2 separate regions of the Homo sapiens genome follow, and region 2 is linked to region 1. A link is a contact called in ENCODE Hi-C data. All regions are on one chromosome and are shown on one strand. The core of a region is the stretch at or near the end of the contact, and the rest is flanking DNA. Distances in the headings are between cores, read along the strand shown.

The links. Hi-C counts contacts between places; a loop is a spot of excess contacts on that map. Pooled maps may share reads with other maps.
Region 2: a loop to region 1 is called in a map with no recorded cell type, with 4 times the contacts of the local background. The contact joins two enhancer-like sites. A Hi-C loop is called at or near these places in 4 of 37 single-sample maps with no recorded cell type and 3 of 50 pooled maps.

Annotation. Positions count from the first base shown.
Region 1 is chr2:191,924,916-191,932,798 of GRCh38, reverse strand. The region is part of intron 1 of CAVIN2-AS1 (CAVIN2 and TMEFF2 antisense RNA 1); the gene reads right to left. Among named protein-coding and RNA genes, the nearest start is that of CAVIN2, 82 kb to the right of the region's middle. Within about 2 kb of position 5,043, at least 5 of the 41 ENCODE cell types and tissues checked have a DNase peak (open chromatin) inside an H3K27ac peak, as active enhancers do.
Region 2 is chr2:191,190,750-191,198,632 of GRCh38, reverse strand. The region is part of intron 1 of LOC105373804 (a long non-coding RNA gene); the gene reads right to left. Among named protein-coding and RNA genes, the nearest start is that of STAT4, 44 kb to the right of the region's middle. Within about 2 kb of position 4,377, at least 4 of the 41 ENCODE cell types and tissues checked have a DNase peak (open chromatin) inside an H3K27ac peak, as active enhancers do.

The DNA.
Region 1 (7,883 bases), core at 3,794-6,293:
GACAATTACCTATTTGGCCTCTTATTATTATAATTGCTTAAGGACTTCAAAGTGGAACTAAGATTTAATATGTATGACACAGTTGTCTTGATTTTATTCAGTAATACTCACTATTGCCACACTTTGGTCAGGCTATCATAAGCAGAAAAGCTACCTAGAGATGCTTTCTAACATTGTAGGGAGGGTATAGTTTTCCTTGTCATTGGACTTTTATCCCTTTGCTGTAAGTAAGTTTTATTCACTCAGTGAATGACTGTCTGATAAGAAGTTATAACACCCTAGTAATGTTCGTGCCAAATAAGGGCAACAACAGTTGTAGTAGTGAAGAAGTCATAAACATACCTTTACAGGCAGTGAATGGCTTTTGTTTAACACAAGTCATTAGGTACACAAATAGGAACACTGTGCATCTGCCCTGAAATGTGTTCATATACTCCTGAAGCTGTGTTAAAACAGTGTACACTAAGTGGTATTGCTCTTTGCTTCACATTTGTTAAAAATCTCATAAGTACTTTAAATTATAAAAATGACATCTGGCAACTGGAGTAATACATTTCAATATTTTTGTGTGTGCATGAGAATCACCTTAAGAAGTTGTTTTGATAGTAGTCCCATCAATTCAGATTCAGTTGATCCAGAAAGGACCTGGGAATTTAAATATTTAATAAAGATCTCTAGGGGATTCTGATGAAAATCATCTGCCTGCCCACATCTTAAAAAAATTCTTAAATATTGAAGTGAGCTCAGTTTTAAGCCAATCAGTTCTTGATTGAATAAACACACACAAAAACTCTTAGTTCTTATGAACCCAATCACATTACCAAGCCATCTCACAACCCAAAAGGAATTCCTTCTGACCTGGGGGCTTGCACTAAGTAAAAAGGTGAGTCAACCAAAAGTTCAAACGAGCAAAGAAAGCTCCAGGGAGGAGAAAAGGTCAATGTGAGTATGAGCACTGCTCAGTCTGGGTCTCTTGGCATCTTGGTAATAAGGCCTTGGAAGCTCAGTTGTAGCTGAGGACCAGCATTCTGAATGCTAGTCAAATAAGGAAAAAAAGACCATTTTGTTCTAAGAAAGAGTTTCTGTTTAGAATGTTTGGAAAATCAGCCTATAATGGCATTGTTTTATTGGCACCAGCTCCACAGATCTGATTGCTTTTAGAATGATGTTGTCAGACAACTTCTCTTAAGACCTGCAGACCTAGTGCCTTTGCTATGTGTCAGGCACAATTTAACCTCCATGATGTTCTCAGCAGAGGTGTTTATTTGAGCCATTGTGACCACTATACATTGCTTCCTCTTTTTGTCTTTCCACAGCCACAAATTCGCTAACTAAAAAAAAATTTTTAAGCTTGCAGTTAGTACAACTAACCTATCTGTTTTACCCAAGCTCACCCTGAGGGTGATGGGTTTTCAATGACTGTGCAGGTTTCCAGGATAATGGAGTATCAGGGAATGCTAAAATTGAGTCCATTAAACTGAATGACAGGTGATGCTTAAACTGACCAGGGTTTCTGGCTAAAGGTAACAGGAAACTCAGGGATCCAGGTGGAAGGCAACAGATAAGACAGGGATGTGATCAGGAGCAGGGTCAAAAGCCAAGGGCTGGGCTGGTTGCAGTGGCTCACGCCTGTAATCCCAGCACTTTGGGAGCCCGAGGTGGGTGGATCATGAGGTCAAGAGATAGAGACCAGCCTGGCCAACATGGTGAAACCCCGTCTCTAATAAAAATATAAAAATTAGCCAGGCATGGTGGCGCGCACCCGTAATCCCAGCTACTCAGGAAGCTAAGGCAGAAGAATCGCTTGAACCCAGGAGGTGGAGGTTGCAGTGAGCCGAGATCGTGCCACTGCACTCTAGCCTGGGAGACAGAGCAAGACTGTCAAAAAAAAAAAAAAAAAAGCCAAGGGCTTCACACCAAGTAAATAGGCCATTAGAAGTATGAATGCTTGTTCCACCAGAGACTCCACAAAATGGATGAGAAGCTATATAGTCAGTAAGTCAAAGTCTAAGAGAATTGAAGCAAGACAAAGAAATAAAACCCTCTACACTGGTCAGCTGCTAGAGCCCAGGAATCGGTATAAAATAAAGGGATCTTGTGGTCTTTCTGCTGATCCTGGCAATGTTTCCCAACTGAAGTGTCCATATCACTGACTTCATAACCATCCAGAGCATGAGTTAAATTTCAGATTCATTTGATCAAGTATACTGAATGAAACTCTCCAAGGGTGGGGCTGAACTCCCACAGTTGCTTCTATGTTCATCCACTAAAGCTGGAGGCCCACTATGTAAGGAGCTCTTCCAATATGCTTTATTCAACTTTCCTCCTCCTCCCTCCTATCTCATTTAATGCAAGCAGATGTTAGCGTCTTTATCTCAGGACTCTTGTTTATTTCCTTTGAAAAGTCATATTGGATCTAGCAGAGTGGAGGGTCAGAAGGGCATATAGATTGTTCACTAAAAGTTTTGTGTAGACCAAAAGTTACAGGACAAAACATTACAGGCTAATAGTGTTATCATGTCAAAAGGGAACACGTACTTGAGACAATTCCAAAGAATATCATTTTCTCACTAGTGTAACGAGGTATTACCATATTGGTCTCTCAGATTAATGTAGCAACTTTTCCCTAATGAGCTCTAAGCTGTTCCATTAGAATAGCTATAAAAGTAAGACAAAACAAAATAAATATTGAGTCACCCAAAGTGGGTATTTTTTTTTCCTGAGAGAGAATTGCACTCCATCACCCAGGCTGGAGTGCAGTGGCCTGATCTCAACTCACTGCAACCTCTGCCTGGCTGTTCTCGAACTCCTGGCCTCAAGTGATCCGCCTACCTCAGCCTCCCAAGTGCTGGGATTACAGGCAGGAGCCACTGTGCCTGGCCGGTATTACCAATTGGAAAGGGGAGAAATAAACTCCAGTTGTCCCAATCCTCAGTAGAATATTGCTATATCTATCTATTCAACATCAAGTGTGGGTAATGGGATAAAGCACTCAATGGAATCCCCAATATTGCATTCTGTAATTTGAATGGCAAATGGGATCTGCAGTAATGCAGATAACAAAATAATATTTACTATCTGTGTACATAGCTCATCTATTAGAGAAAAGCAACAAATAAATACACACATGCAAAAAAATGATGTGAAAGAAGGTAGAGATCTAGTAACTGCAGTTTTCTCAAAAATTGCTTTGTAGAGTGATGATAAAATTCCCAAACCACATGCACTGAGTTCCCAACTTATGTACACACAGCCCCTAGCAGGAAGAGCAGCCAAGTCACATGCTATAACTGAAGCTAAGGACAATCACCGGAAAACACCATTAACCCCTACTTTCCTTTCTTTTACACCCACCCCCACGTCTGGCTTTTGAGTTTTGCGCAGAGTAAACAAGACTATACTCGTACATTCCACCAATGAAGAATTTTATTTTATACTTGTTCAAAATCATGGAGGGCTGTAAGGACTTTCCAATTAAAGCAACCTTGTAAAGTCTTACAATTCTGTCATTCTTTAAGGAGTTCCTATTAAGTCTTAAATGCTTCAGAGATTAAAAGGGTATATTAATGTTATCGGGGACTTGAGATAAAATGCCGTGCCTTGCAGGGTATCTTTGCAGTTAATGAAAACATTTTCATCATATTCTAAGTCTATTATGCCAGATCTTCATTTCATAAGTTGTAAGATAATCTTATTTTAATTAGAGGAGATATACCAAGTACATTAGAGTAATACAGTTAAATATATTCATCAACTTTGTTCTTGTCAGGTAAAATGCCTCCTTCAGAGTTTGTTACTCTGATGGGCTATCACAGATGTAAGTAAAATGGTGTGTGGGTGTGTGTGTGTGTGTGTGTGTGTGAATTCTGAATGATTTCTGTAGAATTCATGAATAAAAGACTGTTTTCTGAGGAGGACCCTATATAACCCTCTCAAAGGCTACACTGTCCAATATGATAGACACTTTCAAATGTGGCTACTAAGTACTTGACATATGGCTGGTTCTAATTGAAATGTGCTGTAAATAGAAAGTACACACTGGATTTCAAAGATTTAGTATAAAACATATAAAAATCGTATTAATAATGTATATATTGATTACATGTTAAGATCATTACATTTTAACTACTGGGGTTAAATAAAATATATCATTGAAAATTTCACCTGTTGCTTTTTACTTTTCAGAATATGGTAACCAGAAAATTTTAAGTTGGGCATGTAATGCACAATACATTTCTCTTAGACTCTGATGCTCTATATCATCTAACCAACATGTAAGATCAAACCTTAATTATCTGTGGCATATTATCCATGTTGTAAGTAATAAACCAAATGATAAAATGATGAATCTCGAGTTGGCTCTTCCTAAATTTTGAACAAGTTACCACTCACTTCTCCCCCTTGTCCAGTCAGTTAAATGCAAGTATGGAAACGCTAGCCTTAACAACTGCCCACAAGGCTGGTCTGTGGCTACAGAAGGAAGTTGGATAGCACCTCCCAAAACTAGACATGGATCCTATGATTCTCAGGAGTGGATTGTGAAATAAAGCCAGAAGTAGCTTGTGGGAGAACCACTCATTAACAGCAATTACACTTATGAGCCAGACATTCAAGTGGGACAGGGAAAGCCTCAAGTTCCATTTCCATCTTGTGATTTTGCAATTCGTGAAAGGGAAAGGAAGAGAAAAGTACACATATGGGTAGGAAACGTTTTCAAAATAAACAAGTACCCCATAGAGACCACATTAAAACACCTCATTGGGAGACCAGGAGAAATGTGAGCTACAATCAGAACAGAGAGCTCTTCAACAAGAGCCTCAAATGCCAAGTTGGTAACACGAAAAGGCCATACAAATATTTTTAAATGTAAAACTTGCTACTCTCAAAGAAAAGGAATGTAGAGCAGGTCAGAAGCAAACTAAAAACAAATGGTCCATGAAGAAATCAATAGAGCACCTCACAGGGGAGTCCAAAGCAAAAATGCAAACCCCTTTAAGTATAACAAAGTCAGGAAGCCAGCTAGAAAATGCAAAGGCCATTCAGGGATGAAAAGGTGATAGCAGGAAGGATCGATGAATTGTTTGCTTCAGTCTTTACTGAAGAAGACTTTAGAAAAGAGTCTCACTTGCATCTTGCTTTAAAGCCGTCAGGTCAGAGGAATTGGAACAAACAGTGGAAAACAGGACTTTCCCAGACCCAAGTGGCAAACGAAATGTAAATAAATCACCAGGCCCAGATGGCATTCACCCAAGACTGCTAAAGGAACTCAAGGGTAAAATATGGAACCGGTGGCCAAAATGTGTGACCTGTTGTTAATAACCACTACTATGTGAGAAGAATGGCAGCTTGCCAGTGTGACTCACACCCATAAGAAGGACTCCAGAGGAGATTCTGGAAACAAAAGGCTCTCAATCTGATTTCTAATCTTGATATGATAATGGCATCTCCATAAAAGTTACAGATGCAATATCCATGAGAGTTACGGTTTATATATTGAGGAGTCTTGGCTAATAACCTTTGAGAGACAATTTAGATGACTTGGACCAGATACTAAGAAGTTATGGAAATTCTGTTGAATTTCTTAAAGAGTACTTTTCTGTTATCAGATAGATGTATGTATGGATGAAATTATATGGTATTCAGGATTCACCTTAAAATATTCCTAGAAAAAAGAACTGAGGGAAAAGGATAGATATAACAACAACAAAAAAGAAAGCAACATGTTGCTAAGATGGGTACACAGTAGTTTATAACCTTTTCTCTCCACTTTTGTGTGTTTGAAAACCTCCATAATAAAGCTAAAAATTAATCAAGAAGGGAATATAGAAATAAGCATATGTCCAAAGGGAAACCACTGAGTGCTATTTATTTAGACTTTCGAAACATTTTGACAAAGTTTCACACCAACATTTTACACACACACACACACACACACACACAGTGGGTTTCAAGTTTGTAGGTGATATGAAACTCACTTCAGTAGTGAACTGTCTGAGCTTACAGGGAAAATAAAATACAAACAACTACAACATCAACACTTCCAACACTGCCTAAGTAGAAAGAAAACTGGTGTATGATCTTTAACATGTGCCATTGTTAAAGGATTAACCTTAGAGAACAGTGATATAGACATATATGTGTAAGATATGAGATCTTATCAATTACTAAAAGTCTAAACCAATGTTTAGAAAGAACTAGAAACAATTTTTCCTAAAATCAGCTTACTTTGCTTCTGTAGTTAAGGAGAAACACAATGCTGGGCACCCCTAGGAAAGGGTTTTGGAAATAAAACATTTTTAAAATTAGATATGTCTGAGGCAGCAAAGTATCTGCTTTTCCTGGATGAATTCACATCTCAATGACAGTACAACTAAACTGAATGAAGTATAGAGAGCAGCATGTAGAATCATTAGAGAGGTTGACTAGACTCTGTATCAAGATAGACTCAAACAATTAAAACTTCTAAGCTGAGAAACACAAAGCTTAGGTGATATATTAAGATCAATATTTATTGAGTAAAAAAAGCATACAAAATGACTGAATGTGGCTTCATTTACCAGTTCCTAGAACTAAGGACTTCTTGAAATGTTACCTCTTTAGTTCTCAAACTAAATTAATAAAACACTATACGGTGTGAGTAAACTTTAAAAAGATGTTACCCCCAAGAAAGTGTTGCAACTAAAAGTACAAAGGCATGGAAAGTAAAGTTTCCATACATTTATGTCCAAGTTATTAAAGATCACTGGTAGATACTTAGAATAACAAATCCACTTTTTTGTAGAGAAGAAACTAATAAGATCAAAAATACTACAATATTTCTTGGTACCCCTCAGAGTTGGAATAGTAAGCTACATGGACAACTCTAGTGTACACGTATTGGATTAGCTTCATCTTTGATATATTGGTGTCACTTTTCTCCTTCACTATAATTGAACATTAACTATGACACCAAACTTTTAGTTGCATAGTTCAGTATCACAAACCATAACTTTACTATGAAGAGACAATCAACTACAACTCATGTAACAAAAAGTGTCCATTAAAAGTTCCAAATATTTGTTTTGTTATATTATTTGTATACAAAGAGTTTAACTCATCATTGACTAGAAAATTAGCATTAATAAATTATTTTCTTTAGTTTTTCCCTAAGAACAATTAGCAATAATTTTATGAACATTAGTTGGCTAAATCCTTTACTCATCCTAAAAGATGATATTTCAATAAGATATTATTATTTTAATGTGTTATTCACAGTATTGACTTCTTTTTTTTTTTTTTTTTTAAAGTTGAGTCTTGCTCAGTTGCCCAGGCTGGAGTACAGTGGTGCGATCTCAGCTCACTGCAACCTCCCCCTCCTCCGTTCAAGTGATTCTCCTGCCTCACTCAGTCTCTCAAGTAGCTGGGATTACAGGCGTGTGCCACCATGCCCGGCTAATTTTTGGATTTTTGGTAGAGGCAGGGTTTCACCACGTTGGCCAGGCTAGTCACAAACTCCTGACTCAGGTGATTTGCCTGTCTCGGCCCCACAAAGTGCTGGGATTACAGGCGTGAACTACCCACACCTGGCCATCACAGCACTGACTTCTAAATCCCAAGAAATTAAGTGTGAAATAGGTAACTCATTTCATCAAATAACCAAGAACAGTTATTTTATACTCAGGGAAGCTAGTGTAAATAAACATTAGATGACAACAGGAATGTTGGCCTTCAAAATATCTGCTTATTTTACCTAGCTTTAAAATTATCACAGTATTTTCCAATTATCATAATCTATACGAAAAATATCATCTAATCGTCATACTCCAAGAGAAATATTTTCATGCGATATATCTGGAAAGACAGCATAATTTTCTAATCTCTCTCAGTATTGCTTCTTTGCAGGT
Region 2 (7,883 bases), core at 3,128-5,627, 730 kb after region 1:
CAAGCTCCTCCACAGCTGGAGCTGGATCAGGTCAAGATAAGTCCCTCGTGGTACTCACCATAGCTTCTTCCCATCTCCACCACTAGCTTATAGCACGTGAGGCAGGGACTGGGTCTCAGCCACTCTCATCATGCCCCAGTGCTGAGCAGGCTCTTCCCCTGCAGTCATGAGTGAGTGCACAGTGATGGCGCATGGCTGTAGAGGGTGCGGCAGGGGAGCCCCTGTGCTATTCTTGTTACTTCAACTTTTACTTGTTTAAAATATTTGTGCAAATTTATGGACTATATAAAAATTGTTTTACATGTGTATAATTTTAGTGATCAAGTCAGGGTATTTAGGGTGTCCATCCCCTTTTACTTTTAATGCTACATTAAGAAAGCATCTACTCTCACTGCTAAAACATCATGTGAATTCACTAAGGCAAGGAATGGCTAAGATGCCAGAGCAAAACAGAGTGAACACAGGTTATTATGTCAAATGTAGAAGACAAAGAACTTTGCATCCTCTGCCCCAGCTCAGGCACCTGTCTCCTCATGCTTGGCTGGGATTGCAGACTCTTACTATGGTGGACAGCTTGAGATGCAGGAGATGGTTGTGGGGCAGGAGGGCCAGGGAGCCACTTTCTTCTCAGAAGGCTGGAAATCCTACATCAGGAGTCCCTGACATTTAACTAGAATGATCTACCCATCCTTAGCAGGAAGATACTCAAAATATCTGACACCTGGTAAGGTAGTTGTTCACAACCCATGCAGCTGTATTAGTTCATAACAGCTGCTCATCAGCTCTGCAGTGAGCTCAACATTATTTCCAATTTTCCCATTTGCTTCAGACACAAAAGCCACATTCGTGGGCACAGCTAGATCAGGGCAGTTCAAATCCAGCCTGTGCAATTCATCAAAGGTCTATGAGTGCCACCATGAGAGTTACCCATAGAACTAATTCACTTAAGAAGATGGCGGCAAAAGACCCAGCTCTAAATCAGATACATGTTTAACTAATGCAAATGTTGCTTCTGATTTTAAACCAAATATTGGGGAACCAAAGAAATAATGCCCATAGCAATCCTTGCCAAACACAAATATATCAAACACACAAATTGACATCTTATTTTCATGAATACCTTCTTCACTCCAAGCTTTCAAACATTGCAAGGAATCAATTTAGAGAGATCTAGGGAATACTCCAAATAGAAGGTTTTGTTTATACTCTAGGAGTTATGTAATGTAATGTGAAAAAATTATTTCTAGTAAGTCCTGGCATAAATTGTGTAAGCTGAGAAACAGTGATAAAGGAAGTGGATGTAACTGAATGTAAGGATCCAATCCAAATTGTTCAGGCCATATATAATTCTTGCACATACTGGAAGCACATATTTTGAGAGGAAACTTTGGAATGCATCGGCGTGATATGGCAAAGTAGAATTGCTTGAATTCTGCTACAGGATTTTATATAGAAGTATTCATTTCAGCCACAGTAGTACCTCAGTTATTCAAATGCCGTTTATGTAGCAAATGTATTCAGAACCCAGAGAATCTGGAAAAAAAAAATGAAGGCCTTATAATGATTAAAATATGTAAGTCCATGCACTAAATGCCATTCATTTTACTTCCTAGAAGAAATCCACATTACTCAAAATCCCTACATAATTTTCTTTTCTTTCTTTTTTTTTTTTTTTTTTTTTTTTTTTTTTTTGAGATGGAGTCTCGCTCTGTATCCCAGGCTGGAGTGCATTGGCGCAATCTCGGCTCACTGCAAGCTCCGCCTCCCGGGTTCACGCCATTCTCCTGCCTCAGCCTCCCAAGTAGCTGGGAGTACAGGCACCCACCACCACGCCCGGCTAATTTTTTCTATTTTTTAGTAGAGACGGGGTTTCACCATGTTAGCCAGGATGGTCTCGATCTCCTGACCTTGTAATCCACCCGCTTCGGCCTCCCAAAGTGCTGGGATTACAGGCGTGAGCCACCAGGCCCGGCCCATAATTTTCTAATAGGTTTGGATATTTGATATTGGAATATGGCAGAAGCTGCTAGTGGTTGACCCCAACAGCCCTTCTTCTATTTTTACTTGTTATCAGAAACTCAATTTTATTCAAGGAACTCATGTACTCAGGTAGAAACTACACTTCTCAGTATTCTTAAAGCTATAAGTGTGACAAACTTTTGAGCAATGGGATACAAGCAGAAATGTTGTTGTAAAGGAAGTCTAGGTTATACCCCACCATGGTGGGACCCAGCCCTCTGCCTTCCTGCCTTCCTGCCTTCCAGTCTGCTGTCTGGAACTCTGGTCTGTTGTCTCTAGGAACCATCTTGGACACATGAGTTACACCCTATGGATATTTCAGCAGAGAGCTAAAGGAGCCTGAATGCCTATGAAATTCAAAATGTGCCATACTGGTCTTGTGCTACATATCTCTGGAATTCTTATGCATGGCACGTAAATAAGTTTCTTTTTTTTGTTTTAGCCACGTTAGTTTATTCTAAATGTTTACCTGTGCATACAAGTTTATCCTAATAAATATGCTCAACATAAATAAAAAATAGTAAATTGTTAGCTTTCTGGTTACTAGAAACGATAATATATGGGAGGAAGGATGTCTGACATCCTTAATAATGAAGGAGACATTAAATAAAACAAAACCCCCAAACAGCCAAACCTATAAATAAGTTTTCATGGAAACACTTTTAAAGGATAGCATTCTGTTATTCCTATTAAGGCAAATTGTCCTACAACTCTCTCGTAGGCAATGAAGGCATCAATACATAATAGAAAATCAGAATCACCTGAATTAATAATCATGGCTCGGAGTCATCAAGAAAAAAGCAAGTTATGTTTGGTTTAAGAGAGTACATAGAAATAGTTTAAATCAAAATATCTTATTTTAAAACAAAAATTTTTCCTAATGAGCAAACAAAAGGAGCATACTTTCTGGAAATCCTATAATATGAAGTAGCACTTTTTTCAGTATTTAAAATAAATGTGTTTTCACTGTACATACATGGTTTTGTTTGTTTGGACATTGTGCTGATTTTATGTAAACGTTATTTTCTTAAAATATTTTTTCCACTCTAATAATTTTATTTTGGTCTGCATTCCAATTAGACATACATTTTTTCCATAAAAAATTAAAATGAAATAAAACCAAAATGATAAGAGAACATAAAAATTTCAAATAATAGGCTTGAGCTTTGGAGCCAACAAAATAAAACAGTTATGCCTTTCTTACTCCTTTTAGTTACTGGAGAGTTTTTGTTCTTTTATTCAAATTGTGTGAAAGTCTCACCTGAGTAAAGGTTTGCACAGATGAGTGGAGAAAGGGTCAGCTCTTTCTGGCAAGGATCAGAAGTCAACCTAAAGGCAATTTGATCTTTAAGCCAAACCCGGATACATGAGAAACCTATGACAAATGGGAAATCTACTGAGAACTTGCTGGCTGTTTGCCATTCTCTGAACAAGACTAAAGATGGCAGGAGCATAAACAATGGAAGCAAAAGATTGAAGAACAAAAACATTTGAATAAAATCCCTTCATACTATCTTCATTCATGCAAAACAACAGGAACCCTTCCCTCCAATGCTTTAAGACCTTCCATAAGGTAGATGCCATCACCACCTACTCCCTTGGAATCCTCCAGTTTCCAGTATTCTTCAGGTGTCTTATCAATTATCATAATTTTTGCCCACTAAAGTTATTAGCTCCATAAAGCAAAGGACTGAGTCTCTGTCAGCCGCATTTATATATACCCATGACTTGCCTAGCACAGGGCCTGGCAAACAATAGACACTCATTTGGACATTGGATGGATAGATAAATGGAAGAAGGAAGGAAGGGAGGGAGGGAGAGAGAAAGCAAGAAAGGAATTTGGAGGAGGGTATGATTAGGCATATAATAGGCAAAGGAAATTTAACCAAAAAGTTATCTTTATCTCTTACTCTCTTCAACCTAACTTTTATTCTCTGAAAACATTGGGGTTCCTTGGGAAGAAAAGGAGAGAAAATGTAAAGAGGAAATAGCAGAAAACTGTAATGAGATGCAATTGAAGCTATGGAAAAGGTTGACCAAATTAGGTTCTCTAATCTTCATCCCTACGCACACACATACACATACACACACACACACACACACACACACACACACACACACACACGCCGTTCTAATATATATATATAGCTGTCCAACACGGGCCAGACATTGGCCCCTAAGAAGAGTTACCCTGAATAGACTGTGTGAATTAGCTAATAGTCAATAATATGAAAACTTCAGACAAGTCTGACAATAAGCCCACTGAAGGGACTTTCCTGTGTGGTAAGGCAAGGCCCAGAGACCACACTTGAGGTGAATGAATTTGCATTATGCTTCACTTTCCCTCTAACTCTGTAGTGCTCTGGTTGAAGAGTAATAACAAGCCTACAGCCTGGACAAGAAAAGCAGAAAAAGGAGGTAAAGAGGCCCAGCTTATCCAGAAACTGAGCAATACACCTGTAAGAACATTGAGTAAACCACAACTTTGCAACTCATTTCCTTAACTAGGAACATAAAGTTCAACAAAAAGCCACAGAAAGAGATGAACAGAAGAATGATGCAACATGCGATAGACATTAAGGCTGCTTACTGGTGTTTCTTGTTCTCTTCTTCTAGGCTCAAGGAGGACAGCTTCCTCCCCAATCTACTGAAGTTAGGTGTGGTCATATGATTTTCCATGTCAGTAAAATGTGAGTGGAAGTGACAGGGGTCACTTCCAGGTGAAACATTTAAAAACTAGTGAGAGATTCTCCATGATCCTTTTCCCTTCTGCCACCATGATCGACAGTTTTCCAAATGATGGTGCGTTCACACTCTGGGTCCTGGAGTGAGGATGATATGCAGTGGGAGTTAGCTAACTACAGCCTGTGGTCACCTGTTTTTGTAAATAAAGCTTCATTGGAACATAGCCGTACCCATTTGTCTATGCATACTTTGAAATGACAATGGCAAAACTGAGTCGTTACAACAGGGACCATATAGCCTAAAAGCCTATTCACTAAGTGGCCTTTTAAGAAAACATTTGCAGACTCCTTATATAGACCCTGATCCCCCAGCCCCGCTTACTTCAAGTGGATATGTAGGTTGAAGGGGAAGACAAGCCTTTGTTACTCTATACCAACAAAAATTGGGGGCTTTTTGGTTACTTGTATATAACTTAGGTTATTCTGACTGACACAAAACTCTTTAAAAATCACTTAAATTGTATGCATGCTATTAATAGAAATATTCTTCAAGAACTAGTGAAAACAACTAGGATAGTACTAAACACAGAGCAAGTTCTTGGGTAGTAAGTTTTCCTTTTCTTGGTTCGATATCATCACAGACGAGGGGTGCAGACCACAGGTGCAATCAGGAATGGGCTATGTGGCAGCTCCCTCAGAATGCATTGCCACTGCTACTATAGCAGTAGCTTTTCAACAATTTTAAAAGAAGATATTGACATGGCAGTTATTAAGATGGTTCACGCCTGTAATCCCAGCACTTTGGGAGGCCGAGGCAGGTGGATCGTGAGGTCAGAAGATAGAGACCATCCTGGCTAACTCAGTGAAACCCAGTCTCTACTAAAAATACAAAAAATTAGACAGGCATAGTGCTGGGTGCCTATAGTCCCAGCTATTTGGGAGGCTGAGGCAGGAGAATGGCTTGAACCCAGGAGGCAGAACTTACAGTGAGCCAAGATCGCGCCACTGCACTCCAGCCTGGGTGACAGAGTGAGACTCCGTCTCAAAAAAAAAAAAAAAAAAAAAAAAAAAAAAAAAAAAGATGGTTAAAAGACATTAGAAGAGGCTAAGTGAAAGCAAACATGGGTCTGTTCCACACAGGGTGGAAATGTCAATTGTCAGAACACGAGGGGTTTAGAGAAAGGAGGCAAAGAGTGATCCTTTTTTTATGATTGCTTCTGTGATGCTGAAGCCCAGCTATGCATTTGAATCAGAGGTAAAAAAAAACTGGACTTAAGTGGCTTCAGTAATAAAAATGATTTTTGAATCATTATGTAATTATTCAGTAATGAAAATGAAGTTTCAACGATGTAAATATATTTTTTTTAAATTCTGGAAGGAAGAAAGCTAAGAAAATATTTGCTAAGTGTTTAATAATAATACGAACACTTTAATGCTGTTATAATGTTCCAAGCACTCTTCTGAGCACTTGACATATTTTAGCCCTTATTATAATCCTAACCCTATAAGTTAGGTATTATCATTTTCCCCAGTTTACTGATAAAGGGGTGAAGCACAGAGAAACTAAGTAGCTGGCCCAAAGTCAGCAATTAAAAGAGGTAGAGCAGGGTTCAAATGCAGGCATTCTGAGTCTAGTGCAATGTCTCTTAACCACCTTGCGCCATTGAATGTTCACAGGTGTTACCACTGGACTTGGGACACAGTATGAAGGCAAAGACTCATGGCTAGGCTGCTGTGTTATCTATGGTGCTTTTTGCTCTAAGTATCAGAAAACCCAATTCGAACTTGCTTAAACAATGAGAAAATGTATTATTTCATGGAACAGAAGCCCAGAGGAAGGACAGCTACAAAATTGGTTGAATCAGTGATTTATTGATGTCATAAAGAACCCAGGTTCTTTTTTGCCTTTTGATTCTGTTATCCACAGCATTGACTTCACCTAAGGCTGGTTGCCCTATGGTCAATAATAGCAACCAGAAACAAGGGGCACATGTATTCTTCTTTGTTGCTACCCAGCCAGAAAGAGAAATACTCCTATCCTCTTCCATTCTTTCTGAGCCAAATCAGGTCACGTGTTCATGCCTGGAGGGTGGAGGGGAAGGAAACCAGGGCAATGTCACATGTTGTTTGTCTTAGAAAAAAACAAGATTCCTAGAGTTGGAGAAAGGGTAAATTTCTCCTGAGTCAATCCTACTGCTAACTAAGGGATTTAATAACTGAATAAAGTCAGCCTTTGGTTAGCAAGGAGGATGAAGTTTGATGGGAAAATAATGGACAGTGTCCACTATTGGCAGGTATTCAGCTGAAGCATGATCACATCTGCCAACTTGGTTATTTCTGCTACCCTTTTCCTTGGGGTCCTTCCACAGAGACAATGTTTTGAGATGGTAAAATTCATACTGTCCATTGCATCATGAATTTCAATATTAATTCTGAAATCTGTTCATGAGCAAGTTGTTTCAAAACTTGAGAGACTAGATATACAAAAGGACAATGGCCACACCACACATAGAAAATAAAATTCTGACCCACAACCCGAGGAAACCGGTCCAGAAAGTCAGTCTACTATCTACAGTAACCAGTTCAGGAAGTCAGACTACTATGTCTAGCAGGCAGTCCATGAAATAAACAATAACTCTCATTGGCCCAAAATGGCCAGGGTTTGATTAATAACTGACAACTTCCACATTTTTGCCCCTCACCCACCCCGGCTTTCGACTTAGGACCAACTAGAGAAAGCCAACTATGTACATCTCAACAATCACATAGGATGTCCCACTTCTAGTTGTCTCACCTACAGCTTCCCCATGCCAATAGCCTCCAGTTGGGGCGTACCTGAAGACTTCCCTTTTTTCTGCTATAAAGCTTTCCCACTCCTCTGCCTGCTAGAATCTCTGCCCAGTGCAAGTGATGGTGGCCAACTTCCTCACTGTAGCAAGTTCTCAGTAAACAGTCTTTGCTTGTTATCATTTGGGTGATCTTCATTTATTTCCACATTTTCTGAGCTTCAGTTTCTTCATTTGTAAAAGTAGGGATAATAATAATAACAGCTTTGGAGGGATGTTGTAAGGATTAAATGAAATGAGATTACGTATTAAAGCCCTTAGCATGTTAATTGTTATGGACTGAAAATTATCTCTTGAGAAATAATTGCTCCTTTGACTGGTGGGCATATTTATG